Linked DNA regions of Mus musculus: regions 1, 2, 3, 4, 6 and 7 are each linked to region 5. A link is a loop called in an ENCODE intact Hi-C map of the cell type or tissue named here. Cell type or tissue: gastrocnemius. All regions are shown on one strand. Each heading gives the region's core, and the rest is flanking DNA. Links, peaks and the distances in the headings are about the cores only.

Evidence for each region. Peaks named below come from ENCODE experiments on the same cell type or tissue, not always from the same donor. Only the 100,000 strongest peaks of a DNase experiment are listed, where the experiment ranks them.
Region 1: it touches region 5 in a loop (4-fold over the local background); 19 of 42 quality-filtered maps call a loop at or near these places.
Region 2: it touches region 5 in a loop (6-fold over the local background); 7 of 42 quality-filtered maps call a loop at or near these places.
Region 3: it touches region 5 in a loop (4-fold over the local background); 15 of 42 quality-filtered maps call a loop at or near these places.
Region 4: it touches region 5 in a loop (5-fold over the local background); 10 of 42 quality-filtered maps call a loop at or near these places.
Region 6: it touches region 5 in a loop (8-fold over the local background); 13 of 42 quality-filtered maps call a loop at or near these places.
Region 7: a loop joins it to region 5, with 13 times the contacts of the local background. A loop is called at or near these places in 17 of 42 quality-filtered maps.

What each region holds. Positions count from the first base shown.
Region 1 is chr19:32,028,518-32,032,971 of GRCm38, reverse strand. The region is part of intron 10 of Asah2 (N-acylsphingosine amidohydrolase 2); the gene reads left to right. Among named protein-coding and RNA genes, the nearest start is that of Asah2, 72 kb to the left of the region's middle. In gastrocnemius, for the core only: a CTCF peak has its summit at 2,340 (motif pointing right); a DNase peak (open chromatin) is centred at 2,337.
Region 2 is chr19:32,318,775-32,323,228 of GRCm38, reverse strand. The region is part of intron 2 of Sgms1 (sphingomyelin synthase 1); the gene reads left to right. Among named protein-coding and RNA genes, the nearest start is that of Sgms1, 68 kb to the left of the region's middle. In gastrocnemius, for the core only: CTCF peaks have their summits at 579 and 2,700 (motif pointing right); DNase peaks (open chromatin) are centred at 584 and 2,708; H3K4me3 peaks cover 733 bases; H3K27ac peaks cover 3,561 bases.
Region 3 is chr19:32,102,159-32,106,612 of GRCm38, reverse strand. It overlaps Asah2 (N-acylsphingosine amidohydrolase 2), which reads left to right and starts at 3,473. Exons shown (of 24, transcript NM_018830.1): 1 at 3,473-3,594. In gastrocnemius, for the core only: no CTCF peak of the experiment used is centred there; a DNase peak (open chromatin) is centred at 2,061; H3K4me3 peaks cover 605 bases.
Region 4 is chr19:32,439,839-32,444,292 of GRCm38, reverse strand. It overlaps the pseudogene Gm9563. Among named protein-coding and RNA genes, the nearest start is that of Gm46659, 35 kb to the left of the region's middle. In gastrocnemius, for the core only: a CTCF peak has its summit at 2,532 (motif pointing right); DNase peaks (open chromatin) are centred at 2,513 and 3,896.
Region 5 is chr19:31,969,819-31,974,272 of GRCm38, reverse strand. No RefSeq gene overlaps it. Among named protein-coding and RNA genes, the nearest start is that of A1cf, 100 kb to the right of the region's middle. In gastrocnemius, for the core only: no CTCF peak of the experiment used is centred there; a DNase peak (open chromatin) is centred at 2,067.
Region 6 is chr19:32,483,904-32,488,357 of GRCm38, reverse strand. It overlaps Minpp1 (multiple inositol polyphosphate histidine phosphatase 1), which reads right to left and starts at 2,589. Exons shown (of 5, transcript NM_010799.2): 1 at 1,799-2,589. The coding sequence starts at 2,417. In gastrocnemius, for the core only: a CTCF peak has its summit at 1,845; DNase peaks (open chromatin) are centred at 1,958 and 2,461; H3K4me3 peaks cover 2,257 bases; H3K27ac peaks cover 2,032 bases.
Region 7 is chr19:32,687,928-32,692,381 of GRCm38, reverse strand. All of the region lies in intron 6 of Atad1 (ATPase family, AAA domain containing 1), which reads left to right. Among named protein-coding and RNA genes, the nearest start is that of Atad1, 22 kb to the left of the region's middle. In gastrocnemius, for the core only: a CTCF peak has its summit at 2,406 (motif pointing right); no DNase peak of the experiment used is centred there.

The DNA of each region.
Region 1 (4,454 bases), core at 359-4,358, 59 kb before region 5:
TAACAGAATGCGTCCCAGCTCCAGAAATCAAAACCATAAAAACCAGATGACAAGAGACCTTGAACTTATCTAATCATTGATTTCTGGGAAAGTTCCTAACCAGAAGAAATCTGTGGGGGGGGGGTTGTTTTGTTTTCCTCCACACAAATTTCATTTTTTTTTTTTCAGTATGGAAAGAAAATGTTTTCACCATAAGGAACATGAAGAATTTAGAAAAGCAGGCAGGAAATGGTTTTTTTTTAAATCACATAATTATCTTACCATAAGCCCAATGTGGTAAGAGTTAATCTTCCTATACAAAAACAATTGTAAAAAAAAATAAAATAAGTGTGAACAAAAAGACATATGGTAAGGGTGGGTGCTTACCTGATTTCACTCAGCAAGCACTAAAACTTTCAAATTCCATGAAAAATATAGATACTGCTCATTCTCACACTGCGATGGTTGAACAGAGTTTGGTGCTCACTAAATCTTGTGGCAACCCTCTTCATATCTTATATATATTTTTGCCTCAAAATCTGTGCAGTTTTATTAAATATAATTAATTAAGCGGGGCAGACATTTCAATGTGGTTTTGAAAAATCATTTTTTCAACCTTCCTTTTTCCCTTTGCGTGAGGCACTGCTGCTTCTAACTGTTGTCCGTCTTTGCTGTAAACTTGAGCACTCCAGCATCCCACGGGTGTGGTCAGTCTCATCCCAGGAAGTGATCATTCTGTAGCCTGACTTTCATGTGCCTCCTATTGTGTGTGATATGTTTCTTGTCCACAGTGCTTTACTCCTGTCTCATCGCACTCTTTTGAACTGGGGAAGATTTAAAAGCTGCCTTTACATGGCAGATTGTAGTTCTCAGTGATCCACTCAGGGTAACTGTATCTCTTGTCTCATAAGACTTTGCCACCCCAGCCTTAATAACCAGGACATATTTCTCTTGCTTTGGTCCTATGATTTTTAGCAGTGACATTGTCCTAGTGGTGGCCACAGTTTCTTGTTATTTAAAAGACTTTCATGCACACATAGTTTTCAAATTCTGAGCCCTAAAGGAAATAATTTAAATAAAAAGTCATCTGTTAATCTTGAGGATTAGAGACAGCTTTTGTGAACATTTTGTGGCATAGTCATTTAAACTTTTGCTAATTTGTTAATTTATAAGGTAGGATTTTATTATATATAAAGTTTTACTTATTTTTATTAAGCAATAACTTATGGATATGTTTTAATATTAGTGTTTTATATTACCAGTTAAATTTTTTCATAGTATTCATATATATATACATATACATATGTATATGTATATATATAATGTTCATAAGAGAATACATTCCATTATATTTTGTAATTGAAATGTAAGCATCGCATTATGTGGGAATGTATGTGTCTAGTCATTGTGATAACAACTCTTCAGCTAATCTGCATTTGCCAAAGATTTCCTTCAGCTCTTTCCTTGAAGTTGGAACCTGAGGGCAGACTTGAAGTTGGACTTCCAAGGGGATACTTAACTTTCGAGCTCTAACTATCCAGTGCTGCCGAGCAGTCTGCATGCGTCCCCCTCCTTGTGTTCCCGATGTAAATGTACATCAGAGCATAGCCTGATTCTTGCTAGGCCAGTGACATCATTCATCACAATTCCTAACAAGAAATAGACTCAGCAAAGTCAAAACTCTGTTGTTTTCCTCCAGCTTTCTTCATTTCCTAGCTGGGCTGAATTTCCACAGAACACCATTGCTGACAGCTTCCTAGTTTTCCTTTGTGGATTTCTTGGTCATATCATAAGGATAGAATCCACCAGCGAAGCGTCTCCCTAACATCATCATTGCAAAGGCATTTCTTGGGCAGGATTTTTTGAGGATGAAGAAAAGGGCTAGTGAAGAGTGTCTGTCTCTCCTCAGATGTGGGGATGTGAAACTACTCGGAAGATGCTGTCATCAGTAAACCCAGAAAGCCTCCTTTGACCACAGCTCATTGTCTTTCCCTTATCTGAGTATTATAGAAAGAGTTCGGTTCCATTTGAGTCCAATTATGGTCCAAATAATGCTTCCGGTATCCTTCACTGAGCCATCTTTTCTTCTCTTTCCCCCAAATTTTCCAGTGGGGTGAGGTAAGAATTGTAAGGGAGGTGACACAGGTGTCTTCGTTAAAATAACTCATGTCAAATACCACAACAGGCAGGGCATGAAACTCCAGTAGCTTAACACAGTGATGGTTTATGGAAATCTAGTGATTATTGATTGGTCCTTCTGCAAGCTTATCATTAGTCAAAAAGGTTCACATGCCCCACCCTTCAAGTTAGCTTGGGAAATGAACGTGCTTATGGGTATTTAATGAGCATCCAATCTCTGCCACTAGAGGGCAGAGTTTCCTCATGTAATCATTTTAACATACATGGGTGGCATGTGTAATTCACTCACTGCTTATTTTAACATTGCATTAATACTATCAGTCCTACAAATATCTATGCTCATGGATTTTTGTGTTTTCTTCATGATCATCATTACCAGACTATCAGTAATAGTACCCTCAGAGGTAGATATTATCTCAAGCACTTATGATTTCTGTTACAGACATTAAAAGCTCTGGTTCAAATTAGTGAATGCTGCTTGACCCTCACTCTGGAGTTGGTATCTTAGCCACTATAATATATACTCTGTGTATTACTTTCTCTTGGAGGCTAATCATGGATAGAGGGACTTTTATCTTGTTCTCTAATACATCAGGAGATCAGAAATCCAAAACCAAGGCATTGATGGGGTTAGTTCCTTCCTTTGAGGGAGAATCTGTGCCCGGCTGTTCTTAGCTTTTACTGGTGGCCGTCAATCCTTGGCTTTCTCGCCTGTGGACACAGCACTCCAGGGTGTCCTTCATCCTCATGTCATGTTTCCTTTAGGCTCTGGGCATTGCTTCATATTGTTTGTTTGTTCTGTTTTTTTCTATTGTTTAAGTATGTCAGCCATCAGATTTAGGGCCCGTGCTAAGCAGGTGTGGTCTTATTGAAGCTTTACTTTGATTATAAACTCAGGATAACTTTTTGTATTGTTCAAAGAGTTCCCATGAAACTTCATGAACTCAACTTTTGAATGTCATTTCCTTGTCTGTGAACATTTAGTCTGGATTGGCCTACAGCTAGTACAGAGGCTCTTGCAAGATGTCTTACCAATCCATTCCTTCTTTTTGCCTTTTCTGGACTGACTGAGGTTTCCGACTCAGTGAACTAAGAGAGACTGGAGTTATGTTCCCAGGGGCCCCCTGTCTGTACCTGCTACACAGGGTACAGTTTATATAAAGTTTATTCCCTAGGCCCAGAGCTGTGAATGGAACTTTTGCTAGGCTTGTTATTGTTTTAGAATATTTAAGAGCTTTCCAGAGTAGAAACACATTTCATATTCAGTCCTTAACTCCAGGGTCTTCCTCCTCCAATGTCTTATTTGTTCAGGAGAAAAACTTATTTATGCTGTCTTATTATGATGCTTCTTTATTTATAAATCCAGCTGAAGTTTATCGCTTTTCCGTCTCTGGGATTTTGTAGTGAGCTTTGTAGCGAAGAGGTTTGTAGTGGAAGTGCTCCCTGGGATTTGCTCTCTGGGAAGGCTCTTGATTGCATTACAGTGACTTGAATAGCGTTCCCTGTCCTTTCTGACAGTTGGGTATGATGTCACCCTCATTTTTAAAGCATTTCCCACCAGGAACATTTTCATCCTTGTATGTCTCATTTGAACGCCTTCTGAGAAACTAAGTTTTTCCTCCTCTCATTGGAACTTTGCTTTAAAGAATATTCTTTCTAACAGATAAAATGAATTGTAGCCATATGGCCATTCAAAGCTAATGTGACTGTCTCTGTATGTGTTTATCAATATTCACTACTACCGTAGTGCTTTAGATGTTGTGACACACCAGCATTTTAATAGCATACGTTTCAAAGGGGAGAGAAGAAAAATAATATATCTTCTTTTTCTACAATTCAGATGACAGTTTGAATACTTATTGCAAGTGAGCAGATCTTCTAACCCCGAAAGTAGATGAAATAAATAAATTAAATCTGTATTCTAATCAAGAGAAATTCTTAGCAGTTGATTTCTCCACAGGCATTAGTGTGGGTAATTGTGACTTCCTTGATGCAGAAAACACAACAAGGTGTGCATTCCTTGAGAATTAACACAGTGACAGTTATCCTTTGGGCTTCAGTGGCTTGACATTTGGGTGGTCTGCCTTGTCCAGTGGCTACTCCCCTTTGTCCAGCCTCTTCTGCTTTGCCCCCTGCTCACCTGCCCATTCTCTGGACACATCTCTTCACATCTGTAGCCTTTGCATGAACCATTTCATTTCCTTCGAGAGTCCATTACCACATGTTCTGAAGCATTTCTCAAGGTGAGCTGATGCCTCATTTTCCATCAAATGAGCAAGTGAATGAACACAGGGCAGAATGACCAGTTCCCATGATGGTGAAACTCTTGTTGTCCA
Region 2 (4,454 bases), core at 282-4,281, 350 kb before region 5:
CGGCAGAACACACTTAGAGCACAGTCGCCACTGGAAGACTGGGTACACTGGGGACACTGGGGACACGTGTCTTCATGCTTTTGTCTCAGTTCTCAGATGCATTGACTCTCACCCCAGAATACAAGCGTTCCCCGTGGTTGATTTGAACATGATGCTGGTGGGTCCCGTGTTGATTGCTGAGCAAACAGGAAGGTAAATCCTCAATTCTGTATTTCCTTACTTTTTTCTCTTTCAATATTCTCAAAACCTTTAAGTTTCTTTGGGAATTTCTGGAAGGAATTACTGAATAGAAAAACACCATTTGGGCTTCATTTCAGGTGAACTTCACAACTGTGACTATGTCTATGTGTTCCTTTGTGGTCTCTCTGATCACACCTGTGAAGGCTGTATCCTGGGCCCTGCATTCCTGAGGACACGTGACTGTCTTACCTGGAATACACATCCCCTGGCCTGTTGGTCCCCTCTTTTTTCCTGTCTGGAATGAGACTTTGCTGACTGCTTTAATGAAGTACAGCTCTTAAGCCTGCTGTCCCCTTCCTGCTTCCTCCCTGGCACAGGCCTAATGCCTGACTAACACCACTGTGGGGTGCTTCTGTGCTGTGTGCCTGTGCGCTGCTTTGTTTTCTGTCCTGGAGCTGTGCCTGTTACCTAGTAGAAACTCTGGAAATACTTTGGCTGAATGAATCCAGTGAATGAGTAAGTGAAACTTGCTCAGGGAGTTTGGTATGTGGGAGAGGGTGATTCTGGTGACTGTGAAATCATTAGGAGGCCATTGTCACCGGCCCCTGGGATTTAATGAAAACCCACACCAAGAGCTTGGAGAATCAAGGTCACTGTGCTAATGTCTGGCAGTGAAGGAGAGAGCAAAAGGGAACGATCTGGAACAATCTAGCTTGGCAATAAGAGATATTCGTTCGCTGCAACTAAGTTAAGGAATTGTGGGAAACGCTTCAGCGTTTTAGAAAGCAAGTTGTGTGTATTAATAGGAAAAGAAATCAATTTATTTCTGAATGTGTGTTGGTCTGCAGGATGTTTTTTCAGAGGCTCTAGCCTCCCTCCCCCACTAAATTGCTGATTTTACTTTGAGGTCAAATTTCCTAAAGTGTTTTAAAAGCTAGCCAGGAAGGCAGGCTTTGGCCTCTAGGGAATGTATATCTTTAGATGGCGACATTTTTCTGTATCTGGGAATCAAATTGGGATTACTGAAGATCTGAATACTTAATTAGCTTTTTAGGATCTTCAGTCACTAACAGAATTAGTGATTTAAATATGAAATTCATTGTTCTTCCACTTGTCAAATGCTTCTCGCATACAGAAGGATAGGCTTGGAGCAGAGGCCATGACTGCATCCTGTGCTCTTCCCGCGCTCACCGGACCCCCTGGAGGACCCGGCAGTGGCATCTTCAAGTTGGATAGTAAGCATCTTGTTTGTGAGCCAGGCTCTGTTGCCTTTCTTTTAAGATCTTGAACCTGGGGAGATGGTGTACCGCATTAGACTCTGAGCTTTAGGAGTAGGTAGACCATGACTCACTCACTGAATTTTAAGTTAGTAACTTGGGTGATTCTCAGCAAATATCTAGAGGCATTGCAATTAAAAACTCAAGAGTTGATGTCTGTGAGGTTCCTGCTGATTTGAGCTCTTTCCTTGCCTTGGAAGCATTGACTTTTGTCCTGTTGCTTCTTATCTGATATATGGAAGGCTGGGGATTCTAGGAAGGAAAGATGTTGGTGGTATGTCCTTTGCGGCTCCATGTTGTAAGATTGTTTTGTTTTTCTATTTAGCTAGAGATATCCAAGACTGTTATCTGCATTAACATTCTGTGCTCTAACTACATTTAGTGAGAAGAAGATGTGAACATACTGACGTGGATGGGTCTCTCGGTCTCTGTCTCTGTGTGTGTGTGTGTGTGTGTGTGTGTGTGTGTGTGCGCAGCTCTTTGGCTTTGCATCTTGCCAGCTACAGGGTGGGTGCCTCCATAGCATTTGGATATGTAACCTATACTTCAATCATAACAATAAAGAGATTCTTAGCAACCATTACCACTAAGGTTTTCATTAGCTTGGGCTTCTTTTTCTGAACTGTGAGTCTATTAGGATTTTGGTGTGTCTCACCATGGTCTCTATAGACCAGAAAAGCCTATTATGTGTATTTGCTGATGCTGGGTTATTTGAATCTCCATCTATTTGTCCCTGGCAAGGGAATGTTATTACTGCTCTGGTTTTTGTTTCTTAAATGTAGCTAGCATCAAGGCTTATTTGTTTTCTTTATCAGAACCTTTAATTGGGTTTATTTCTGCTGGTAGCTGGTATTGGTGCCTAAGGCAATATAGCTGGGGACTAGTGTCTCTCTGTCTGCCTGCCTGCCTGTCTGTCTGTTACTTTTGTAGGCACTCAATTCATACTAGGCAAACACTTGCTCAGTCAGTCATTGAGTTACATCTCCAGCCTTGTGTTGTTGTTAAGTCAGTTTTCCTGTGGAGTACAGGCTTGTGTTAAATTCTTTATTCTCCACCTTCTATCTCTCAAATCCTGGCATTACCAGCAGGAGCTACCACACCCTGCAAAAAGTTCCTCCGGAAGGAATCAAGTCTGATGTCTGTCCAGATGTATGGTCATAAGGTGAGCTGATGTTTGCCCTAAGGTGTGATGCAGTCTACCTTCTGAATCATCAGTGTAAGCTGTGATATCAGATGTGGCAGCAGGTGGCGCTTGGGGGTGGTGACAACTGGTGACTGTTGTTGCAACTGGCCTCACTGTGCGCCTGCTTCACTGAGCTTTAGAGAATGGTTTGCTTTCGCTGCTGTGAGCACAGCTGACAGGTAATAAATACAAGGGCTTCCAGGTGGAGCTTCAGTAGCTCACAGTTAGATGGAATTCAGTGGTGGTTTGCTTTCGTCTGTCCAGATGACCACGAATACAGGAGACCTGCTACAAGAACAGGAAATGTAAGCCTTGTAGTGAGTCCCGTGAAGGTAACACAGCAGCGAGCTCATGCCTTAGACCCATTAACTCTCATCATTGATCCAGACATCAAAAGCAATGATCCAGGGGCATAACGTGGAGCTTCTCCATCTGCCTTTCTCTGTTGAGGTCATTTCAGTGTCCAGCAAGCTAAATATTTGTAGTTTGTGAAACGGAAGATCAAAGAGGCATAGCTTGAGGTGAAAGTAGCTCCAGCTCCCCGAGTAGGAGTGATCATCAAATAATTATTTCCATGTGTTGAATTTTCACTCGTTGGCTACTGATTCATTTCAAATACATGGGAGGAACTCTATCTCCATGTTTAATTAATAGAGCAAGTATGTAAACATCACTAAACTTGGTTCTGTCTTCCAGATAAGATTCCTGAGTCATACAAAGGACAAATAGCTTGACCAAGGCCGTGTGGTTAACCAGTCAATGACTTAAGTCTTGCTGGCTCAGTCCAGTTCCAGGACATTTCGTCATCAGTTAGAATACTCTTTTAAGTGGATTGTGAAACCTCAGCAAGCAAGGTTAATGGGGGCTTTATTGAGGACAAGGGTAATTGGGCTTCATTGAAGAATACTTAATGAGGGCTTCTGTGCGTTCCAGCTGTGTGTGTTTTACTTTCTGTCAAATGCTTCTAGTATGTGGCTAGCACAGCTCGACTGAGTGTGGCCATTGCTGACTTGCAGGCCATTAGATTTTACAAGCTGTGAAACACAAGGGGCCTTGAATAGGAGAAGCTATTCAACATTTGCTCCCGGTGGCAGTTGTTAAAGAGTTGAGTTAGGACTCCAAACACAACATGGAAATCAGTATTGATACCAAGTGTAAGTCATCTGGCTATGTGGAGGCTGCAACAAATTATCATGAACTCAGCAGCTTAAGCATCACGAGTTTGCTTTTTGACAGTTCTGAGGGCCTGAAGTCTATCTAGTACTGGCTTTAATGGTCTGAAGTGAAGGTGTGGGTAGGGCTGCCCCTCCCTCTCTGCAGGGTCTAGGAGAATCTGCTCTTTTCTCTTGCAGCTTGTGGTGGCTCCAGAATTCCTTTTCTTGGGCTGATTTATTTGTCTCTGGGAGATCAGTTGCCTTTCTCCCCAACACCCCTTGTATTTGGTATCAGGCTGGTTCCTACATGTTGAGGACACTTTTGACTGTATATTGGGACAAACCAGGCCTCTCCAATGCAATATCTTTAGCCTAATTGCATTTGTAAAAGCCCCTTTCCCCAACCCCTTGCTGCCCTCCCTTTTTACTTTGTAAAGAAACATGCATAGGTTTTAGGGATTATGATGTAAATTCCATTCAATAGGCCATTGATAGGCCTGGCACATGATGACAGAATTAAGACCTTTCATCTGTCCTGTACAAGTATGCACCTAATTTCAAAAACAATATTGCTAACTGCTTTTACAGTTCAGAGGGTAAAATGTGTAAATATTCCATGGCCAAACAAATCTGAGGACTATTGGGTAGGATGTCTATCTT
Region 3 (4,454 bases), core at 33-4,032, 130 kb before region 5:
TGTTTTCCTGTGGATAAATATGGAGGTGTGAATTGATGGGCTGTGGTGGTAGACTTATATTTAATTTTTTTCCTTTTTTATTAGATATTTTCTTTATTTACATTTCAAATGTTATCCCCTTTCCTAGTTTCCCCTCTGAAAATCCCCTATCCTCTCCCCCTCCCCCCACTACCCAACTCCTGCTTCCTGACCCAGGTGTTTCTCTATACTGGGGCATAGAACCTTCACAGGACCAAGGGCCTCTCCTCCCATTGATGACCAACTAGGCCATCCTCTGCTACATAGAAAATATCTAATAAAAAGAGCCATGAGTCCCACCATGTGTTTTCTTTGATTGGTGGTTTAGTCCCAGGGAGCTCTGGGGTTACTGGTTCGTTCATATTGTTGTTCCTCTTATGGGGCTGCAAACCCCTTTAGCTCCTTGGGTCCTTTCTCGAGCTCCTTCATTGGGAACCCTATGCTCCGTCTAACGGATGGCTGTGAGCATCCACTTCTGTATTTGCCAGGCACTGGCAGAGCCTCTTAGAAGATAGCTATATCAGGCTCGTGTCAGCAAGCTCTTGTTGACATCTGCAATAGTGTCTGGGTTTGGTGGCTGTTTATGGGATGGATCCCCAGGTGGGGCAGTCTCTGGATGGTCATTCCTTCAGTCTCTGCTCCAAACTTTGTCTCTGTAACTCCTTCCATGGGTATTTTGTTACTCCTTCTGAGAAGGATCGAAGTACCCACACTTTGGTCTTCCTTCTTCTTGAGTTTCATGTGTTTTGGAAATTGTATCTTGGGTATTCTGAGCTTCTGGGCTAATATCCTCTTATCAGTGAATACATATCATTTGTGTTCTTTTGTGATTGGGTTACCTTACTTAGGATATCCTCCAGATCCATCCATTTGTCTAAGAATTTCATGAATTCATTGTTTTTAATAGCTGAGTAAATTTTCTGTATCCATTCCTCTGTTGAGGGACATCTGGGTTCTTTCCAGCTTCTGGCTATTATAAATAAGGCTGCTATGAACATAGTGGAGCATGTGTCCTTATTACAAGTTGGAGCATCTTCTGCGTATATGCCCAGGAGTGGTATTGCTGAATCTTTCAGTAGAGCTATGTCCAACTTTCTGAGCTTATATTTAATTTTACAAGAAATTCCTAGAGCAACTTCTTGGAAGTTTTTCTTGCTCTTAAATATGATTGTGGACACAGGTGCCCTGTTCCTCTAGCAGGGCCAGATATGGATCCTTAAGCTGTCCTTGGATCCTAAGATAATGAACAGCTGGGACACCCTCCTTGGCCGGTCTGTGTTGCGATAATAACATCCATCATTGTTACTGTTATTGAATTTGTTACTGTTATTGTTACTTTAGCTCCAATCAGAGAGACTTCCTACTTTTTACTTGACAGAATAAAATAAAATGATAAACGTCGCTCAAGTATCACATGCTCACAGGTGACGCTCCTTAACTCTCATAAGTTGAACACACATGTCATCTGGCTCCAGTCCGAGAATTAGGAAATGGGACCAGCTGTGAGCACGTCACAGTAATTACAGATGACAAAACAAAATTAAGATGTCCAAATGGGTTGGTGATGGATTTTCCTTAAGGAAGAAATGATGATCTTTCTCGATAAAACTGAAATTAGACATCCTGACACTCCCGTTCCGTTTTCTCTTCTGTGCTGTGTCTTCCCAGCCTCCTCTGGTCACTTTATTGATAGGGGTCCCCCTTCTCAGTTTGCTCTGTGGGATCAATTCTGTCACTTTTGATTTCTCTTAGCTCAGATTTCAGGTACAGGGCAGCCCTGACCATAGGGTAGACTGGGAAGGAGTAGGAAACCCGGATTTTTCTGGCATTTCTGGTGATCTTTCTTACGAAGTACATTTAAAGTGGTCAGCACATTTGCTGGTGTGAGGCAAGCTTCAATGTAGCTGCCTTTGTTAGTGTCCTTTCTGCTCCCCAGGTGGTCTGTGCTCTCCCCTTCTTCACAGGTAGATTGCACTCTTTTCTGGAAGCTTTGAGACTCCCAGGGTAGACGAAGTTTAGGCAAAGGAGGCCCTGGTGCCTAGGAGCCCAGTTAGCAGAAAATAAACCTCAGAAGGCAGCCCTTGCCGTTCCAGATGGCAGAGAGGAGGAGAAAGGGCCAAGGCTCCTGCTGGCCTTCCGGGTCTCCCCATGGAGGGATGATTACCTGTAATAGCTCAGTCTTTAGCAAACACTGTCACACCTGCCAGCTTTGTACTTAACTTTTTACTTCCTTCTGAGGCCACAGCGAACTCTGTAGCCTGAAGAAAGCTAGAGGCTTGCTATACCTTGATTTATGCCTTGGCACTCTATGTAGCAACCCATTTATAAGCCAAGAGGAGCAGTCTTCTTTGGGGATTCTAGGTACATGAGGCTTCTGTATAGCGACATGGGGGAGTGGGGGGGATGAGGTAAACTGCAAAGACCAGAGCCAGGACCAAGCATGGGACACATTTCTGAAATACCATCACTCCAGAGGCCCAGGAGGCCAGGGCATGGCTGTGAGTCGAGGCTATGAAAATACCATGATTACCTGTCCCAAGAAGAAAAGGCCCAGAAGGAAACAACAAAAAACAGAAGTTGATCCTATACTGGCTTTGCTTTCTGTCCCTGACTTTCATACTTGTAAAGCAACTCCCAAAGGCTCAGAAGATTGACCCTCTTCAACTCCCCTACCTGCCCTACTAGGAGCCCTGGTAACTGTAGGGCAATATTGCAAGAAGCTGGGGTTTGTTTTTTTTTTTGGGGGGGGGGCGGTTGCCTGGAGGGGTGTTATGGGAAATATAAATATAGCTTTATCTGTTTATCCAAATTACTAAGGTATGTTTACTACATGTGAATAATAATCTTCTCCATCAAGTTGCAATCTGTCCAGAAACGTCTTTCCTAGAATGTATGTCCTTTATTCAAAATGTTCTTTACTCCAGCCTCTGCAGCGACTGTCTACTTTTGTCTCTGTGGCACGCAATTGATATCCTTGGCAATGAACTGCTTGCTTTCCAAATCACAGAGGACAAGCAGGTTGGGCTGAGCGAATGATGATGTTTGTTCATGGTGGAAAAAGACAGCCTCTAGGGCCGTGGTTCTCACCCTTCCTAATGCCTCTACCCCTTACTACAGTTCCTCATGTTGCGGTGACCCCCCCCCCCCAACCATAACATTATTTTTGTTGCTACTTCATAACTGTAATTTTGCTACTGTAATGAATCACTATCAATATCAGATAGGCAGGATATCTGACCTGTGACCCCTGTGAAAGGGTCTTCCTACCAAAAGGGTCCTGAAGTGCAGGTTGAGAAACACTGTTCTAGGTGTTACCTTCCAAGAATGGTACAAGTGTTCATCCATCAGCAGGCTTAGCAGAGTGCACCGTGTCTGCTGAATGAGTCAGCGTGTAAGTGGTTAAGTTACAGAGCCTTGGCTTTCTGGGTTAGAGCTTCCAGCCTCCAAGAGTTAACCTGCAGCGGTGTTCTGAAGAGCCGGGCAGAGGATACACAAGCATCCCAGCAGGCACTCTGGTTTGCCCGTGAACGATAGATATGCGGGGGTTTGAATGAGCAGCTGCAGCAGCGGGTTTGGGTACGTGGCTTTGCTTTGATTGATGCTGTATTGTTTTCTCTCAAGAGAACAAAGCAATGCTTGTTCCTGTTTGCAAACAAGGTCCCTTGGAGAAAGGGCAGTTGTCTATTAGCCTGCATTCTATCGTGAAAATAAGAGCCCAGGGTGCAGGGGTGAGCGTTTGCAGATTTCTCCATCCTCATTTAAGCTGCATCTCGGATGCTGGGGATTGTCTTTAAACTGATCTGAATTCTAGTGCTGCAGCGTCAGGTCATTTGAATGTCACGATCGCAGTGGGATTCAAACGGTAGTTTTTTGCTATCTCTACTGGAAATCTATACTTAGAGGTAAATATTTGAAGTTGTTTGTTGAATTGGTAGATGCAGGAGGCAGAAACACATTTTCCTGCCCATTTTGGAAGATACGATTTAAAACCCCAGACTCGGAGAGCAAACTTCTATAATTCATCGGAAGCCCGAGGGAGGGAGGGAGGCATCATCTAAGACCGAATGCTTTCTCCTCTCCTACAACCTGACTACTTTAGCCCCAGCACACACAGTGTGACCGGAAACATCCTTCAGCATGTCATGACTTCTAATCAGTCTCTACGTGCTCAGCTGGGTATCGGTATTACTTCACGAACCTTTTATTTTGTTCGTGGAAACGCATCTGAAACTCAAAACAGACTAGAAATAATCTTCAAAGACTTGAACTGAATGGAATTTCAAGGAATACAAGGTTTTAGCTTAAAGTTTTTCAGGGTCCCGATGTGGTGTGAAGGTACAGTCTAGAAGCACTGTGCACACCGATGACGGTATAGATATTTGCAAACTTCCCGGAATGCATGGTGCAGGTAAAATGCAAGGCAATCGACGTTTAGG
Region 4 (4,454 bases), core at 163-4,162, 470 kb before region 5:
AGGGTGGACTACTAAGCCCTGCAAGGTGAGTGAACCCCGGCCGAGAATAAGGCCCATGGTTCCCGGGGGCAAGGATGGTATAGGCTCCACTGGCACCGGCTGAATACTCATTTGAGGCATTAATAGGAAGTCGGAGGCGGCACGCAGGTCCACCCTTGTGGGTCTTCCTGGGTCGCCTCTCTGACTGCTTCCTGGGTCCTGACAAACCGGTTCCCATATCTTTGAGGGCCCTGGGACCGAGGGCCCGATGACCCGTTTTTTGGCACATCAGTTGATTGACTATCAGGTGGGGGAAGAATTCTGCCCTTTATATCCCTCACAGAGCGACACTGGTCAGCTCTATGATAACCCTTGCCACACTTAGAGCAAAGAGTGAGAGTCCCTCCCTGTTTATCTGGAGCTCTGCAATCTTTCTTAAAATGCCCAGGCTTTCCGCAATTAAAACATGTCCTCTGATCATTTCTGCTCATGGAGCGGTTCTGAGATTGGAGGATGGCGGCCGCTAAGCCTGCATTGGTGAGAGGTCCCCCAAGCTCTCGACAGACCCTGAGCCAGTCTTGTAAGCCTTTGTTCTTTCTTGGGGCTATGGCCGCTCGGCACTCCTTTGTGGCTTGCTCATAGATTAGCTGTTCTATCAGAGGCGCAGCTTGCTCTGACTCTCCAAAAATACGCTCTGCTGCCTCTGTCATTCTGGCCACAAAATCTGAGAAGGATTCCTGAGGTCCCTGGATTATCTTTGTTAACTGCCCAGTGGTTTCACCTGCTCGAGAGAGCGCCTTCCAGGCCCTAATAGCCGTGGAGGAAACTTGGGCATAAGCTCCCCAATGGTAGTTTGTTTGATCAGCAGAATAAGCTCCCTGACCCGTTAACAAGTCAAAAGTCCAATCTCTCTGCTCTGGAGTCAAAGCAGCTGCGTTTGCTCGGGCCTGCGCTTGTGCAGTTTCATGCCAAAGAGCTCTCCATTCCATATATTTGCCCATACTAGGGAGAGCGGCTTTTACAACCGTTTGCCAGTCGGCAGGAGTTAGTGCCATGCCGGCAAGCCTGTCTAACTGCACCAAGGTAAAATTAGCATTGGTTCCATATTTACGGACCGACTCGGCAAGTTCTTTAATTTGTAAGTATTCTACCGGAGCGTGGACACGCCCACCCTCGGCTCCTTCAAAGACCGGAAATGCCTGTTGTATTTTCCTTTGTTCCTCTCTGGGAATGAATGAGTCTGCGCACTGCCTCTCTGCGCACTGCCTCTCTGCGCAGGGCTGACGCACTACGCAGGGCGGGGACTCCGCATAGGGCGGACCTTGAAGCCGACTGCCCTGAGGCCAATCAGCAAACTGGCCTTCGCCAGCCGCTTTTGGCTTCCTTAACTGATTAGCTAGCACTTTACCTGGCTGGTACCCTTTTTTCTCATAATGAGCTGCTTCTTCCTCCCAGTCTGTTTCTTCAGAGGAGAATTCTTCATCTGCTTCAGAGCTACTAAGAGCTGGCTCCCCGAGCCCATCCAGCGATGAGCACAGGCTCCTTTTCCTAGAGACCTCCGCTAATTGATCTTTCTTCTTTTCCCTTTTTCCTCTTTTTCTTCTAATCTCTCTCCAGGTATTCCTACCTAACCTTAACTTTTCCTCGGGTTCAAGACCCTTGGAAAGGCCTGTATACTTATTTTGTGTACCATATTTTCTCTTTGCTCCTACTCTCTCTCCCCACTTTACTTCTGATAGATTGTCCTGAATTTCCTCTAGAATCCTCCCTGCCTTAACCACTTGATAACATGTGAAAAGGAACAAAAGGGCTTCTAACACTAGAAAAAATTCAAGGCCAAACATAACTTGTAAAGCCATTTTCCACTTTACTTCTGATAGACTGTCTTGAATTTCCTTAGAAAGTTCAAGGCCAGGCTTACCTCGTAAAGCTATACTCACTGGTACTCTCGTTCCCCCAGCTGAAAAGTTCTGAATTCATGTAGTTGAATCCTTCTTAACAGTCTGCTTTACGGGAACCTTTATTACCGCGACCCGCAGTTCTGGTTCTGGAATGAGGGATCTTCCTTGCGCCAGTCCCGAGTTTTTTCTCGTCCCGGAATTCGGCACCAATTGTTATTAGACGCGTTCTCACGACCGGCCAGGAAAGACGCAACAGACCAGAATCTTCTGCGGCAAAGCTTTATTGCTTACATCTTCAGGAGCCAGAGTGCAAGAAGCAAGAGAGAGAGAAAACGAAACCCCGTCCCTTTTTTAGGAGAGTTATATTTCGCCTAGGACGTGTCACTCCCTGATTGGCTGCAGCCCATTGGCCGAGTTGACGTCACGGGGAAGGCAGAGCACATGGAGTGGAGAACCACCCTCGGCATATGCGCAGATTATTTGTTTACCACTTAGAACACAGCTGTCAGCGCCATCTTGTAACGGCGAATGTGGGCGCGGCTCCCAACACTTTTCAAAACAGAGGACAGGTCTGATTCAGGCTGCAGGACAGTCCGATGGTTGGGTGGAGCCTCTCTTGTCCAAAGCATGCTAAGCACCTGTAGGGGGCAGTATTGCCCTACAACACATGTTTCTCTGTCTTCAAGGCTGCGCTCTAACCTTGCTAAGCATTTGTCGTTTCCAAATAATTTATACAATGTTAAGTTATTTAAAAGGTAAAGAAATTGGTGGGGATGATATGAAAATACTCATGAAAGTGATCATTATAGAATGTAAAAGTGACCTGTATTCCGTGTGATCTCTAGGCCATTCCCATTTTTTCCCTTTACTGAAAATAGATTATTTTCTCACACATTATATCATAATTGTATTTTCTAGTCCCTCACTCTACTCCTCCCAGCCCTGCTCCCCCAGTACGTTCTGACTCTCATTAGATTTTATTTTATTTTATTTTATTTTTTTGGTTTTGTTTTTTTCGAGACAGGGTTTCTTTGTGTAGCTCTGGCTGTCCTGGAACTCACTCTGTAGACCAGGCTGGTCTCGAACTCAGAAATCCGCCTGTCTCTGCCTCCCAAGTGCTGGGATTGAAAAGGCTTTTAAGAGATAACAACCAAACATGACAAAATATAATAATATAAAACAAAACCCATCATATTGAAATTGGACACGGCAACCCAGCAGGAGGAAAAGAGTCCAGAGAGCAGTAACAAGAATCAGAAGACTCACTTATTCAAACACTCAAGAATTCCATAAAAATACTAAGCCAGGGAGACAAGAAGCCTGCGTCTGCACAGTGGGTATTTAGGCTAGGAAGGAACAGATTTTGGGTCCCACAGCACTGCAGCAATGGCAGAGTGCCCTGAGCAGCTGTGGCAGTTTTCTGGGACAATTCATCTCCTGATGAGAGCCTAAAAACTAGATAGACTTCAAGGGTCAACTGGCCAGTGAGGGCCAAGTACTCATGGGAAATATCAACCAGCTGTTAAAGTCTGTCCATAAAGAACACAGATTCTGCTGGGTAGCAGTGGCCCACGCCTTTGAACCTAGAGCTTGGAGACAGAGGCAGGTGGATCTCTGTGTGTTTCAGGCAAGCCTGGTTAACAGAGTGAATTCTAGGACAGCCAGGGCTACACAACGAAACACTGTCTCGGAAAATCAAAACAAAACAAACAAACAAACAAACAGAATGACTCCAGCTTTGGAGTTCATTGTCAGGTATGTCCCAGGGATCACCTCTGCATAGCGCTGAGGTTCTGGCTGTGATAGTGCGAATCCTTCTGCCAGGAGGAGGTCAGTGGAGACAGCTGTAATTAACAGTGAGAAAGTAAAGATGGCCTCTAAGCTGTGTTCATTTGTCCCTGTCTCTTTCTGGCCTCGTGGAAGTGAATGAGTTACAACGGAATCCTTTAAGTCCCGAGGAGGTGCAGGAATACCTGGGCTACCACAGTGACAGCCTGTCCAAGGCACTGGCAAGAAGCCAAACTTTGAAGTGGGCTCTTCTAGCCAGCTTAAGCTTTTCAGCAACGTGAAGGCTTCTTCAGTGAGGCCTGTGGTGGATTCTGCAGCTGCTGAGATCTGGACCCTTGCAGCCAATGATGTAGAGGATGAGAGCAAGGATCCCATTGATGCAGATGAGCTGCTAGATCCAGAAGATTTGGAGAAGCCTGATCCAGCCTCCCGGAAGGCTCCTTCAGGTGGAGAAAGGGAAAAAAAGAAAAAAAAAAAAAAAGAGGAAAGCCTGTAAGAACTGCACCTGTGGTCTTGCAGAAGAACTGGAAAGAGTGAAGTCAAAAGCATAGAGCATCCGACTGTCCACCTGTGGAAATTGCTACCTGGGTGGCGCTCTCGACTTAGCCAACTGCCCCTACCTTTTGGATGCCAGCCTTCAAGCCTGGAGAACAGGTGCTCCTGAGCAATAGCAATCTCCAAGACACGTAGGAGGAATCTCAAGCTCACACACCTCATCCTCCATCCAACTCCTGTCCCTTGGCTCCTGCCATTGCTTCCTCCCACCTCTGGATTCAACCACTCTGA
Region 5 (4,454 bases), core at 395-4,394:
CTCTTTCATGGTAGTCCCTTGTTTGGGTGAGACTAACTACTGTCCTTAGTAAACACTGTGCAGACCAGCCCTGAGCTGCTGGCTCCATCTTTTGTAATGATTAATTAGTTACTGTCTCTATCAAGCTCCTCGGCTTCAAGCATTTTCTAGGACATTGGAACACTGGCGAAGGCTCTGGCTATGTCAGAATTCAAACTTAAAAGACACTTATAATAAAATAATACTAAAAGAGAGCACGCGGATCCATACACTAGACTAATGCTGGGATAGGGTGTGAGTATACAGGTTATGAGAACGCCAAAGCTCCAGGAGGTAAGTTCCTTTTGAAACTCTATGCCTCGTGAGTGCTCCTAGGCTTCTCAGCCTGTCAAGAAGACTTCACTGGAGGGTGCGTGGCAATCCCCCCTTTTTTTCCTTTTGTACCTAGAACCAGGTAGCATGTTTCAGGAAAAAGGAATCCTGCTGCAATTTCTGTTCCATCTTTGGTGCTTCTCCGTAAGAAGAGTCTAAGTTATATGGCTTCTTCATAGTTTGTCTAAGCCTTGATTTGTCTTGAGGTTGAATTTGGCTTTCTAAGCAGAAAGGTGTTCTTTTCAATGCCATGGTGGGCCAGAACTACACACAGGTGAGGCAGCATATCTCTAGAGATCTAAAATGTGTGAAAATAAGTTGGGGTCCTAGATGACATTTGGTGATATGGATGCTCAGCCAGCTGTGTGGTAAAAGTAGACAGATGGCTCGGGGCAGCTCCAGTGAGGATGGGACCTTGGACCTTAGACCCCAGCATCTGTGGCTAGCTCCCAAGTGAAATGTGGGATGTTAACCTTGAGTGATGACTGCCATGGAAATTAAGTGGAAAAGAAATAGTCCTCACAAGTATCATGTTTTCTGATACACTCTCTCTCCATTAAGTGTTATTAAGTGTATGGAAAGAAATTAGGCAAAAATTTGTTTTATTTCATAATCTTATGTAAGTATAAATAAGTTTAAAATATTAATACACCGTGAAAAACCACAAGCCAGAGAGACTCAAATAATAATTATTTAAAGGGATGCATGAGTCCGTATTGCTGAAATTAAATCACCATTGATTTGATTGCGGTTCTAGTTGCTCTTGCGGATTTTGAGTCTGCTTCTCTGTGTTATAGTGGGCTGTGATAGCTCACTTCCAGTGATTACTCTTTTCATTTGTACTGTTGTGAAACTTACATTTGAGCCAACATGGTGGCACCTGTTACTCCCTGCATGCCACAGAATACCAATTGCCTAAAAGCCCATCCTTGATGATGGGCTATGATGCAGAAGCATAGGATGAAGTAAACTCATCCCTTTCCCAACCCCAACTAGCTTTTGGCTGTGGTCTCTATCACAGCAATAGAAGCCATAACTAGGACATAAACCTACACCTTGGATGCTTCTTCAAAGCTCTGAGTCTTGTCTAGGATTTGACCTTGCAAGTCTATGGCAGGTATTGTAAATAGGTTTCATCTTTCGTGGTTTTCTTGACAGACATACAGCAGCTGCTTGTAGACGGGAATTAAAAGGGTTGAGGGATGGTGCTTGGGTCTGTGGGAACAATGGCTGTGATGGGAGAACATTGTTTCACGTGGGCAAGGCCTGAGTTAGGTTGTCCTTCTCCATCCATGGCATTGTGTAAATAACCTTTTTGAGACACAAGTTTAATGGCACATGTATAAGATCCGTTTTTCTAATACTAGAAACATTTTAAAAATAAAATTTTATCTTGTTAAGTTTTTTTCCCCCCTGGTTTTTTATCACTATCTATACAGTGGAAACAAAGACATATAAATATGAAAGACATTATTAAAGTTACAAATGCTGGATTTCAAATGGGTCAGATATAGGAATAGAATTTCCAGGAGGGACAGAAAACCATTCCGTAGACTGCATGACCCCATGTCCTACTCCAACAAACTAACCAGCTTCTCTCTCAGCAGGCAGACACCTCTGCTCAGGAGAGGGCAGAGAAAAGAGACACATTCACCCTAGCTAGGGTGCAATGCCTGCACACAAGCGAACTCTCCCTTTGCTGGATCTGCAGCGCCACCTACTGAGCCAGAAAGGAAGTGTATAGAGGCTTTGACGTGCACATGGGGACCCTGGAGGATATCGTTTTTTTTTTCTGAAAAGCGCATTTTTGCATATCATAATCTAGTTTATTTGCAAGGCAATGTTTTGATTGAACCCTTCTGAGAAGGTCTCACTGTTATTTTTAATTTAGTGTAGAGTATAATCATGCATGCTGACAATGTACATTAAATCATTTGTTTCTTTTCTTAGAATTAGTGTTTTAAATAAATAAAAAAAAAAACCCTGAAGGTTAAAAACTCAAAACCTCACTTCTGATGTCTTTCAAATTACAGAACTAAGGCACATTGTTTGAATGCTGTTCAGGAGATGATGAAGTCCGCGTGGGAGAAGGGAGGACAGCAATATTGGTTACGTTTTTATTTCAAGTTGGCATTTCATGCCATTGTTGATGTTGGTACCATGAAAAAAGAAACACACAATGATCCAAGAACTCTAGGAATTAGATTCTACTCAGGCTCTCTGTCTCTCTCTTTGTCTGTCTCTGTCTCTGTCTCTGTCTCTCTCTGTCTGTCTCTCGGATTTACATCACATGCTGAGATCACACAGGGTTTGAGGAACTGAAAGCCACACGTCTAAGTAACCTTTTCTAATTTAGTGTCCCTTAAATGTAGCTGGACTGGGACGATTTGTTTTCAAAGCATTTCCAACCATTGTCTCTGTCTTGCCAGGTAGGCAGTTGTGTATTCTGCATGTGTGCCCTGGTCTATACCTCATGGCAACCTCCTGATTTCTATCTCTACTTCACAAGAAGAGGAGACTGGAGTTGGGAGAGTGGACAGCTGGGTGCAAAAGGCACAGTTAGAAAATGTAGGCTGGAATGAAAGAGACGGCATGTCTGGTTTGTAGGACCAGTTTGCTCCTGTCATGCCACACAGCTGATCAGAGGGACAACACAAAAGCTTATGTTACAGAAATAAGCAACTTCATCTTGGATGTTGGAAATCGTGTGTCCTACCTGTAATGAATGAAAAAAAGGTGGCTTATGTCTCACTCCACAGCAGCAGTCCATCTAGCTTCTCCTAAAGCCAGGACATTCTCTTGAAATTTCTCTCTCTCCGTGTCTCTCTCTCTCTCTGCCTCTGTCTTTCTCCTTCCCTCTCTGTCTTTATCTCTGTCTCCCTCTCCCTTACTTTCTCCCTCCTCTCATTCTCTCCCTCTCTTCCCCCTCCTCCCCTTCCTCCCCCTCTTCCCCTCTCTCCATCTCTCTTGCTCCTCTATCTTTTCTCTCTCTTTTTTTCTCATTTTCTTTCTTAGAAAAAAGTTTCTGTAGCAGTAAGGATGAACCCAGTGGTTTTTGCATGCTGGGCAATCATTGTACCCCTGATCTGAATTGCTAAGCTTCCTGAGAGATTCTGAATAAGGTATAAGACACATTTCCTCTGGTCCCTTCCCATGTCTATGCAATGCTCCGGGCTTCTTAGCTATGAAAGTGAGATTTAATTCACTTTAATTCTCTGTGATTCCACTTTCAAACATACTGTCCCGAAGAGACCACATATTATGAGCTTTGTCAGTAAGAAGTGAATATAAAAGAACAGATAATCCCGGAAGGAATGGCTGGATGCCTGACCTATGATGTAAAATATATTTCGGGGATGTCTCAGCTCTTGTCTGCTTTCCCACAGCCATGCATAAACTGCCTACCCCAGTGTATCTCTGGTTATCTTGCATTTCCTGCAGCTTTGCATCAACCACACTTACATTATTCCCCTTCGGACATTAATACAACTCAATAGCTGCTGCCCAAAGCTGCTATCCTTGTAGGAAGTGAGTGTCTCCAAATTTCTTCAAATACTTGAGACATTGAATTATTGTGGTTATTGCTGCCTTCAGGGTATCTTTGCAGGTTGGTAGCAGAGAACTCTTTGGTAGTGAGGAGGTTGCCACCTGTGTGAGGGACAAGCTGTGCTCCTCTTTCTCTGTGGGCCAGGTCCTCCTAGCAGGTGGGTGGCAGAGGAGGCAGATGTGTCTTATTGTGTTGTCCATGTTCTCTGATCACTTCGGCTTCCACCTGTGGCTTTCAGGAATTAATTGGCAAGATGGGTGTAGACGCAATAAGAGAAATGCCTCGGGGGACAGAACCTGTGAGGGAGAAGAAGAAACAGGTTGGGGAGTTTGAAGGCTGCAACAGAGGTGAGATAGGTGCAAAGCCAGAGGTGAGGGAGGAATAATTGAGAAGAATGTCCCTAGACCCCAGCGTCTTGAGAAAGTCTTTGATGGAATCCAGAGGTGATTCTTAAGAAACCACCTTGATGAAGGAGTCTGTGTTGGTCAAGAGTGACCTGGTCCCAATGTTTCTGCTGTGTTAACTCCTTGACTAGGGTCAGTGTGAACCTCTCTTG
Region 6 (4,454 bases), core at 192-4,191, 510 kb before region 5:
GGCCCATTGGTCTTGCAAACTTTATATGCCCCAGTACAGGGGAACACCAGGACAAAGAAGAGGGAGTGAGTGGGTAGGGGAGCAGGGCGGGGGGAGGGTATAAGGGACTTTCCGGATAGTATATGAAATGTAAATGAAGAAAATATCTAATAAAAAATTGGAAAAAAAGAGATTTATTGGTGTTCATTTAGTGTGCAACTAGCATGACTCAGTTCTCCCTTTCACAACATGCACCCAGGGACCCGACACAGGGCGTCAGGCGTGGCTGCAAGCCCCTGAACCTGCTGAGCCATCTCAGCAGCCCTGTTGTGCTACTTTAAATGTTCTAGTTTTGACACTCAAGTTCATTTGAATGGATTTAGGAAGATGTTCACTCAATCTAATGAGAAAAAAAAAGTAGCCATAATTAAAAAGCATACTCAACAAATAAGCATACATACATACATACATCAGCCAGTTGAGTTATTCAAATTAGTAACACAACACACAACCATGTGGAAATCTCTAAGAGGTTTTTAAGTATTAGGGGAGAAATGGGAAACTGAATTTTTCTGTTGTTTGAGTCTTTGTCGGCTAATGTCCTTGCTTCAGTTCTCTGAGGCTCAAACTGATAAGCAGTTGCTAACACTTATCCACTCCTAACCCCCACGCTATTTTCTTCAAGTTATCTTACAGGGAAGCCGTATGCATAGCGTTGAGAGCAAGCTCTATATAAGATTCCCTAGGTCCTTGTCTAACTGTATGAAAATCTGCAAATTATTTGGTACCTTTTGCTTCATTTCTTGTGCGTGAGATTGGCAGGGGACACACTTAGCAACTTCATAAAGCAGTGTTAAGTGCCCAGTGTACAGGATGCTCGGCACACAGAAAGCGTTACCGTTTGCCGCAACAGCTAAAACATTTTCCGAAGGAAAACTCACCACTCTAGAAAAGCCACAAATCTGGATACTGGGCCTGACTAGTTCACCACTATATAAGGGTGATGAAGGGGACACACTCTTGGCTTCTTCACCTGTGAAATGAGGATTCCACTACTTGTGCCCCGAAATCCCGAAGCCGTATAATAATGGAATAAGTAGGTGAGGTAATATACATGTGACTACGGACCACAGCTACAACAAGGGAAACTACAGCAAACACAAGAACGAAACAGGGTACCCTAACCCTAAGTAAGGCTTAAAGAGGCTTTGAGGAGCAGCTTCCTAAAAAATCCTTGTAAATGTCGAAACACAGGAAAAGATGTTGTTAACAACAACAACAACAAAAAAGCCAAAAGTCCTGTGATCCCAGCCCTCAGGAGGCAGAGGCAGGTGGATCTCTGTGAAGCCAGCATAGCCTACAAAGCGAGTCCAGGACAACCAGGGCTGAGAAACCCTGTGTCAAAAAAACAAAACAACAAAACTCCCAATTCTCACAAGCAGTTTGGGAGGAAGAAAGTTCTATATTATTAAGTGCGCCCAGGTGTTAAACTACTTGCCAGGAAGGGAAAAGAAGCTAGGTTGGCACTCGGGGGGATAACGCGATTTGGGAATGTGGAATGTAAAACGAGAAGCGATACTTTCTTTCCCCTCCTTCTAGCTGGGTCTCCAGCGTCCCCTACTGCACTCTTGCGCAGAAAATGCTAGGAATTCACACCTGATGAGTGAATGGACAAGCGTATTACTAAAACAACAGAGACAACCAAGTCCACATCCTGGGTCCCGAGAACGCAAGCGGGAAAGGGAGGTGACAAAAAGGGACACGAGGGGAGGCTGGATGAGGGAGTCCGCAGTCTAGGGAAGGCGGAGCGCGCTGTCACCTGAGACGTCGGGAGGTGGCAGTCCTGGGTGGTAATGCTGCCACAACCCCTGGAGGAAGGCGGCGCTGCTGTCCACACAGCGGTGCTTGGAGCTGGTGATCAGCCGCAGGCGGTCGTAGTTCTCCCGGCTGAAGAGGTCTGGGAAGAGGGCAGCCAGACGCAGGGCCAGCTGTCGCATGTCCTGCCGCCCCTTCTCCACCAGCTGCCCGTCCATCCAGTCACCGTACCACAGCGGCCACTCGGCCAGCGCGGCGGCCACTTGGCTCCCGCCATCCCGGGACTCGCGGGTCTGCAGCAGCCCCTGCAGCTGCTTCAGCTTGCGGATCTGCTTGGTCGTAGGGTAGCGGGTGCCGTGACGGATGAGGGCGACCAGCTGCACCGGGGTGCAGGTCCCCGCCAGCAGCTCCGGGTCCCGCCGCGGCGCCACCGGATCGACCAGCAGCCAGGGGTTGGCATCTTCGTAGCGTGTCTTCGTGCCGAAGTAGGGGCTGAGCACCGAAGCCACCGGGTCGCCGCGCCCCGGGAGAGAGCAGCGCGCGAACGACGAGAGCAGCGCCGCAGCCAGGACCGCGGCGGGCGCTACCGAGGCCGGGAGGTGGCTGCGCGCGCCGCGAAGCATCGTGCCCGGGGGCCCCGCGGAGGGCGGCGCGCCGCTTGCCGACCCCCACTTCCGGATCCGCCGGCGGGGGCGGGAGCAGAGCGCACTTCCGGCCCGGGAACCTCAGAAGGCAAGCGTGGTCTCCGGTGCTGTCACCGAGCGAGTGTGGCCGATCGTCTCGGAGCTTCGGTGTGGACAAGTGGAGAGGCGGAAACCTCCGACGAGCGTGTGACACCGGGCGCAGGTGGAGCCGGCGTCAGTTGACCCGGAGCGTGGGCGACTGTCCGGCAGCTTGGCGCCTCAGGAACCGATTCAAAGATTCCTGAGCTGTTTAGGTTTTTCGGTGTGGTAAAAGAGCACACATGAATCCTTTCCTTTTTCTAGTAGGTAGCCCGGCTTCTACCAAAAGAGAAGCTATAGGAGATGGCTTTTGTCCCTTACGGTGTGTTTTCAACATGTGGCCCCTGAACGATCAGTCTCAAGATCCCTCGAGAAAGAACGTCTGTGGCCTTTGCTTACAAGATACCTCCTGAAGCACACGCCCTCCCCCGACCCTCTTGTTAAGAGTTTGAAAATAAGCAGGACACCTCAGAGCCATGAATTTAGAAAGGGGCTTATTCCTTCAGAAATTTAAGCCCTGGGCTTCAATTTAAGTATGATTTTAATGTAGGCTAGAGCTGACACACCACCTCAAGATTGTAAGCTTGTTTATGCCAAAGGCCATTGAGAGAATAGAAACAGCCGTCCTTATAATTTGAGCACACTGAATCATGGCCTCACAGATGCACTCCATTATTAAATATGACCTCATCACTGTATGGAGGAAACACCCATATTCTCCCATGTAGTTAGATATGCAAATCAGTTGAGATTTTAAAATGTGCATGTGTGAACTAGCATGACTATATGTACAACATTTGTGAGCCCACGAAGGCTAGAATAAAGCGTTGGAGTCCCTAGAACGGGAGTTTCAGGCTGTTGTGAGCTGTCATGTGTACTGTAAACTAAACTGGGGTCTTTTTCAAAACCATTAAGCACTCAGTCACTGAGTCAACCCCAACAGTTGAGTGTCTGTCAGGCCACATAGCTCCGAATCTTGGACTCAAAAATCTTGAATCTAAATACCTTGTTTGTTTGTTTTTTTCCTACCCAAACCTCAGTATGTATGACAATTAAGGAAGATTATTAAATGATAAAATGATCCAAACCCAAGGAGATTTTAACCACATTGGCCACATTGGATCTTTCTCATAAGGACAGTTACCATCTGTACTTAATGGTACAGAAAATTGTACTGTTAAGCACTGACCAAGAAGAAAATGTTATAAAAATCCAGAGTAAATTCCAACTTGAATGCTGAAATTTTAAGGCTCAGGAGTGGGGGAATTCTAACAGAACTGTGCTTTTTTTTTTTTTTTTGATATGTCATTTTGTAGTGTTTAAATGACTAAAAATTCGTGACCAGTCTTACTTTTCACAGGAGGTTACTTAAATTAGTATTCATTGAATTTTAAGCCTTACACCTTATAGACTAAGGTGCTTGCGTTGTTATTTGTTTTCAGTATAAGACATTTTTTTCAATTGTACTTTGATAGTTTACAAAGCAGTAGGTTTCCTTGTGCCCTTTTCATACATGCTTAGTTTTTGCTGAACCTCCTCCAGCCCTGACCTCTCCTCCATGGCCCAGCTTGGATCCCCTACTTAAGCCCTTTCCCAGTGTCCCTCATTCCTTATCAAATGTGTTCTAGAACCATGCCCACTCCTCACCCTTACAAAGTTTCCTTTGTTCTTCCTGGGCCCCTTTTTAGTTTCCTAGTGTCAACAAGCACTCACATATATACACTAAAATCCAAACATGAGAGAGAATGTGTTTGCTTTTTTAAGCCTAAATGTCTTCCAGTTCTATCAGTTTTTGGGAAAATTTCATTTTTCTATATGGGTGAGTAAAATCCCAGTGTATATAAGTACTGTTGTTATTTATCTGTTGATGGAAATATAGACTGATTTCATTTCCTTGTAATTGTGACTAGAGCTACTATAAGTATGGCAGAGCAAGCA
Region 7 (4,454 bases), core at 427-4,426, 720 kb before region 5:
ATCCTAACTCAGGACCTCAGGCTGGGTGTAGCCTGCTCACTGCTGAACCCTTCACTGGCTCTGCACATTGGGTTGCTACCCAAGAGCCCAGGCTTTCTATAGCCATTTCTCATAAGTTTCCCTAACCTGTAGAGTGTCTGATGTACACATCATACAAGTGAGTCTCTTGATGTCATCCTAGTACCATAAATTGGAACTCAGATTCAGAACTCATATTATTCTCCAGAAAATGAGAATGTGTCCTTTTCATCACCTCTTTGAAATACAGTTTTATGATGAGGGGAACAGCCTTTAGTTAGTATAATGGTTAGAGAAGAAACCACATTATAAATGAGGGTGACACTTATGGAACATTTCCTGTTAATAGTTGGCTTTAATGAATATATAAGATTGGTGTAGACCAGTGGTGCATGCCTGTAACCTCAGCTTGTAGAATGTTGGTACGAGAGCCATTGCAGTGTGATACCTGCCTGATTTACTTAGTGAGCGTAGGTCAGTCATGTCTGTATAGTAAGACCCTGTCTTAGAAATAAGCCAGGTATGGTGACACATGTCTTTAATCTCACTCCTTGGAGGCTAACACAAGTGGATCTTTATATGTTGGAGGTCTAGTCTGTCTGTATAGTGAGCTCCCTGTCAGCAAAGGCTACACAGAAACTCAGTAAAATAAAGTGTAAGGTTTATTAATGGAAATACCTTACAAACTGCCCAAAATTAATTTCCTAAATAATAATGTTTTGTTTTTGTTTTTGTTTTTGTTTTTGTTTTCTAAAGATGTCTTTATTTATTATATGGTACACTGTAGCTGTTTTCAGATACCCCAGAAGAGGGCATCAGATCTTTTTACGGATGGTTGTGAGCCACCATGTGGTTGCTGGAATTTGAACTCACGACCTTCAGAAGAGCCGTTGGTTCTCTTAACCACTGAGCCATCTCTCCAGCCCCCAATAATAATGTTTAATGTGTTTGAGTGGTTGGACAGTTAGGCCATGTGCAAGAAGATGTATTAGGATTATGCCTTCTTCACAGCAGACTGTACAGTATAGAGGCAGTGGAGGAGACTCTAGCCATTCATGGGGAGCTAGCTCCTCAACAGTGTGTGGCATTTTGGTTTGCAAAACCACAATTTTTTCCCCCACAAATAACAATTGCTATTTCATTAATATGTGTTTTGGCTTGAAGAAGGGAATGATAGTGTTGCTATTTTTCTTTTTTTGTATGTAGAAAAGGTTAAAATTTATATTTATAATCATGAGTCAGAGGTTTTTTAATTTTTTTTTAAGATTTATTTATCTTATACATATGAGTACACCGCCATTGCTCTCTTCAGACACACCAGAAGAGGACACCAGGCCCCATTACAGATGGTTGTGAGCCACCATGTAGTTGCTGGAAATTGAACTCAGGACCTCTGTAAGAGCAGTCAGTGCTCTTAACTGCTGAGCCATCTCTCCAGCCCATTGAATCAGTTTTAAATGTATTTTACTTTTTTGGGAAACAGTTTTTCTTTCAGATTATGTTTTCAAAGACTGTTGATAGATAATGCTTGGACGTTAGATTCTTTCTGGCAAACGTATCATCATAAAAGAAACAACAGTAAGTGGTGGATGAAGCCTGTCATGACAGCTGGCACCTTAGCAACTAATGATACAGTCTTCCTTCTTAGAGAAGTGAGACATAAAGAATAATGGTGTTTTCAGTATCTTCATAAATAAAGATTTGAAGTGTAATGTTAGGTTTGCTGGCTTTTTAGAGATTTATGTATTTTTATATATATGAGTACTCTGTATACAGAGTAGCCAGTTCTCTTAACTGTTGAGCCATCTCTCCAGTTCCCTTAGCACACTTTTTTTAAGGTTTTGCTTTTGTGTCTACTTTTTATTTATTTATTTTTTTGTGTCTACTTTTTATTTATTTTTTTGTGTCTACTTTTTAGAGCATTGCTGTAGATACACACGGTGCTTTTTGTGGTTTTTGCAGTTTTCAACAAGCTTTGTTCAATATTAGTTCACATTCCTCCTAACAGTATATCAAAATACCCTTGTACTTTTTTTGTTTTGAACGAGGAGGGGTCTTACTCTGTAACCCTGATTGGTCTGAAATTCACTATGTACACAATGCTGGACTTAACTCAGGGATCTGCTTGTCTTTTTGTGCTGGGATTAAAGGCGCACACTAACATGAACTTGTACTTTTTCCCTTATTCGATTAATAGCTCATTTAGTCACTTTTACCCATCTTTTACATTTGGTAGACATTTTAAATTTATTACTTTAATCAAACAAAATGTAGAAAATAAAAATAAAAGAATCAGAGTGGTAAGATTTTGTTTTAGGACCACTTGATCCATATACAGACTTGCATAATGTCGTGGAATTTAAATATGTATTTGTACTTACATTTGTCCCCTCTAGATGGCAGACTTGGCTAATTAACAATAATTTTACCCTGTAATTTTAAATATCATTACATGTAAAGAGTAAAAATAGGCCGGGCGTGGTGGTGCACGCCTTTAATTACAGCACTCGGGAGGTAGAGGCAGGCATATTTCTGAGTTCGAGGCCAGCCTGGTCTACAAAGTAAGTTGCAGGACAGCCAGGGCTTTACAGAGAAACCCTGTCTTGAAAAACCAAAAAAAAAAAAAAAAAAAAAAGCAAAACTAGAATATAAAATTTGGTAGATAGTTTAATTTACTTTAGAGTTATTTGAGAAATCTAAAACTGTCAGGCAGAAATAGTACTAGTGATTCTAGATAAGTATATTCCTATATAATAATATTATGTTTGTATATAGCAGGTATATCTGCCGTTAGGTTATTTATATCCTTATGAAATTGTCACCAAGTGTGGTGACAAGTGTCTTACCTAAGCACTGAGGACTAGAGGCGGGCAGAGCTGTGATGTGAGTGTGAGGCTAGAATTCCAAGGCAGACAGCACTGCATAATGACACCCTGTTTCTTTCTTTTTTTTTTTTTTAAAGATTTATTTATTATTATATGTAAGTACATTGTAGCTGTCTTCAGACACACCAGAAGAGGGAGTCAGATCTCATTACGGATGGTTGTGAGCCACCATGTGGTTGCTGGGATTTGAACTCTGGACCTTTGGAAGAGCAGTCGGGTGCTCTTAACCACTGAGCCATCTCACCAGCCCGATACCCTGTTTCAAAAAAACAAGCCAAGACCTTTCCTTCTTTAGAACATCTTTGTTTTTATTTTTGTTGATTTTTAAAAATTGTTTTTCTTTTTAATTTTTTAAAATTGTGCATTGGTATTTTGCCTGCATGTGTGTCTGTGTGAGGGTGTCAGATTCCCTGGAACTGGAGCTGCAGACAGTTTCGAGGTGCCATGTGTATACTGGGAACTGAACTCAGATCCTCTTGAAGAGCAGCCAGTTCTCTTAACCACTGAGCAATCTCTCCAACCTCTAAAGTTGTTTTCATTTCTGTATTTTTTATTTTATTTTGTTTTATTTTTTTTTTGGTTTTTCGAGACAGGGTTTCTCTGTGTAGCCCTGGCTGTCCTGGAGCTCACTTTGTAGACCAGGCTGGCCTCGAATTCAGAAATCCACCTGCCTTTGCTTCCCGAGTGCTGGGATTAAAGGCGTGTGCCACCTCGCCCGGCCATTTCTGTATTTTTTAAAAGGTAACTAATAGACTCAGAAGTTGGTAGGACTGATAGCATATTTTCTCCTTTAGAATTTTTCCTTTTTTAAAAAAAATTTATCTGTAATTCATTTTTTATACTCCATGTTTCATTCTCCGCCCCTCCCCATCCCATATCTCCTCCCCATCCCACCCCGTCTCCACGTGGATGCCCCCACCCCCACCCCACCTGACCTCTAAACTCCCTGGGCCTCTAGTCTCTGGAGGGCTAGGTGCTTTATCTCTGAATGAACACAGACCTGGAAGAAGTCTACTGTATGTGTGTTGGGGGCCTCACTCATATCAGCTGGTGTATGCTGCCTGGTTGGTGGTCCAGTGTTTAAGAGATCTCAGGGGCCCAGATAGAGACTGCTGGTCCTCCTATAGGGTCACCCTCCTCCTCAGCTTCTTTCAGCCTTCCCTAATTCAACAACAGGGGTCAGCTGCTCTGTCCATTGGTTGGGTGCAAATCTGCATCTGACTTTTCAGCTGCTTGTTGGATCTTTTGGAGGGCAGTCATGATAGGTCCCTTTTTGTGAGCGTTCTATAGCTTCAGTAATAGTATCAGGCCTTGGGGCCTTCCCTTGAGCTGGATCCCACATTGGGCCTGTTGCTGGACCTTTTTTTTCCTTAGGCTCCTCTCCATTTCCAGCCCTGTAATTCCACCATCCCCGATGTTTTAGAAGTTTTCTTTCCCCCTCCTTTCAGAGCTTCTGTTGTCTCTGAGGGTTGGGGTGAGCACAGAGCCTCTTACATGCTGGGCAAGCAGCCCTCTGCGAGCCACCATAGCCCTTGTCAGAGTTTCATGCTT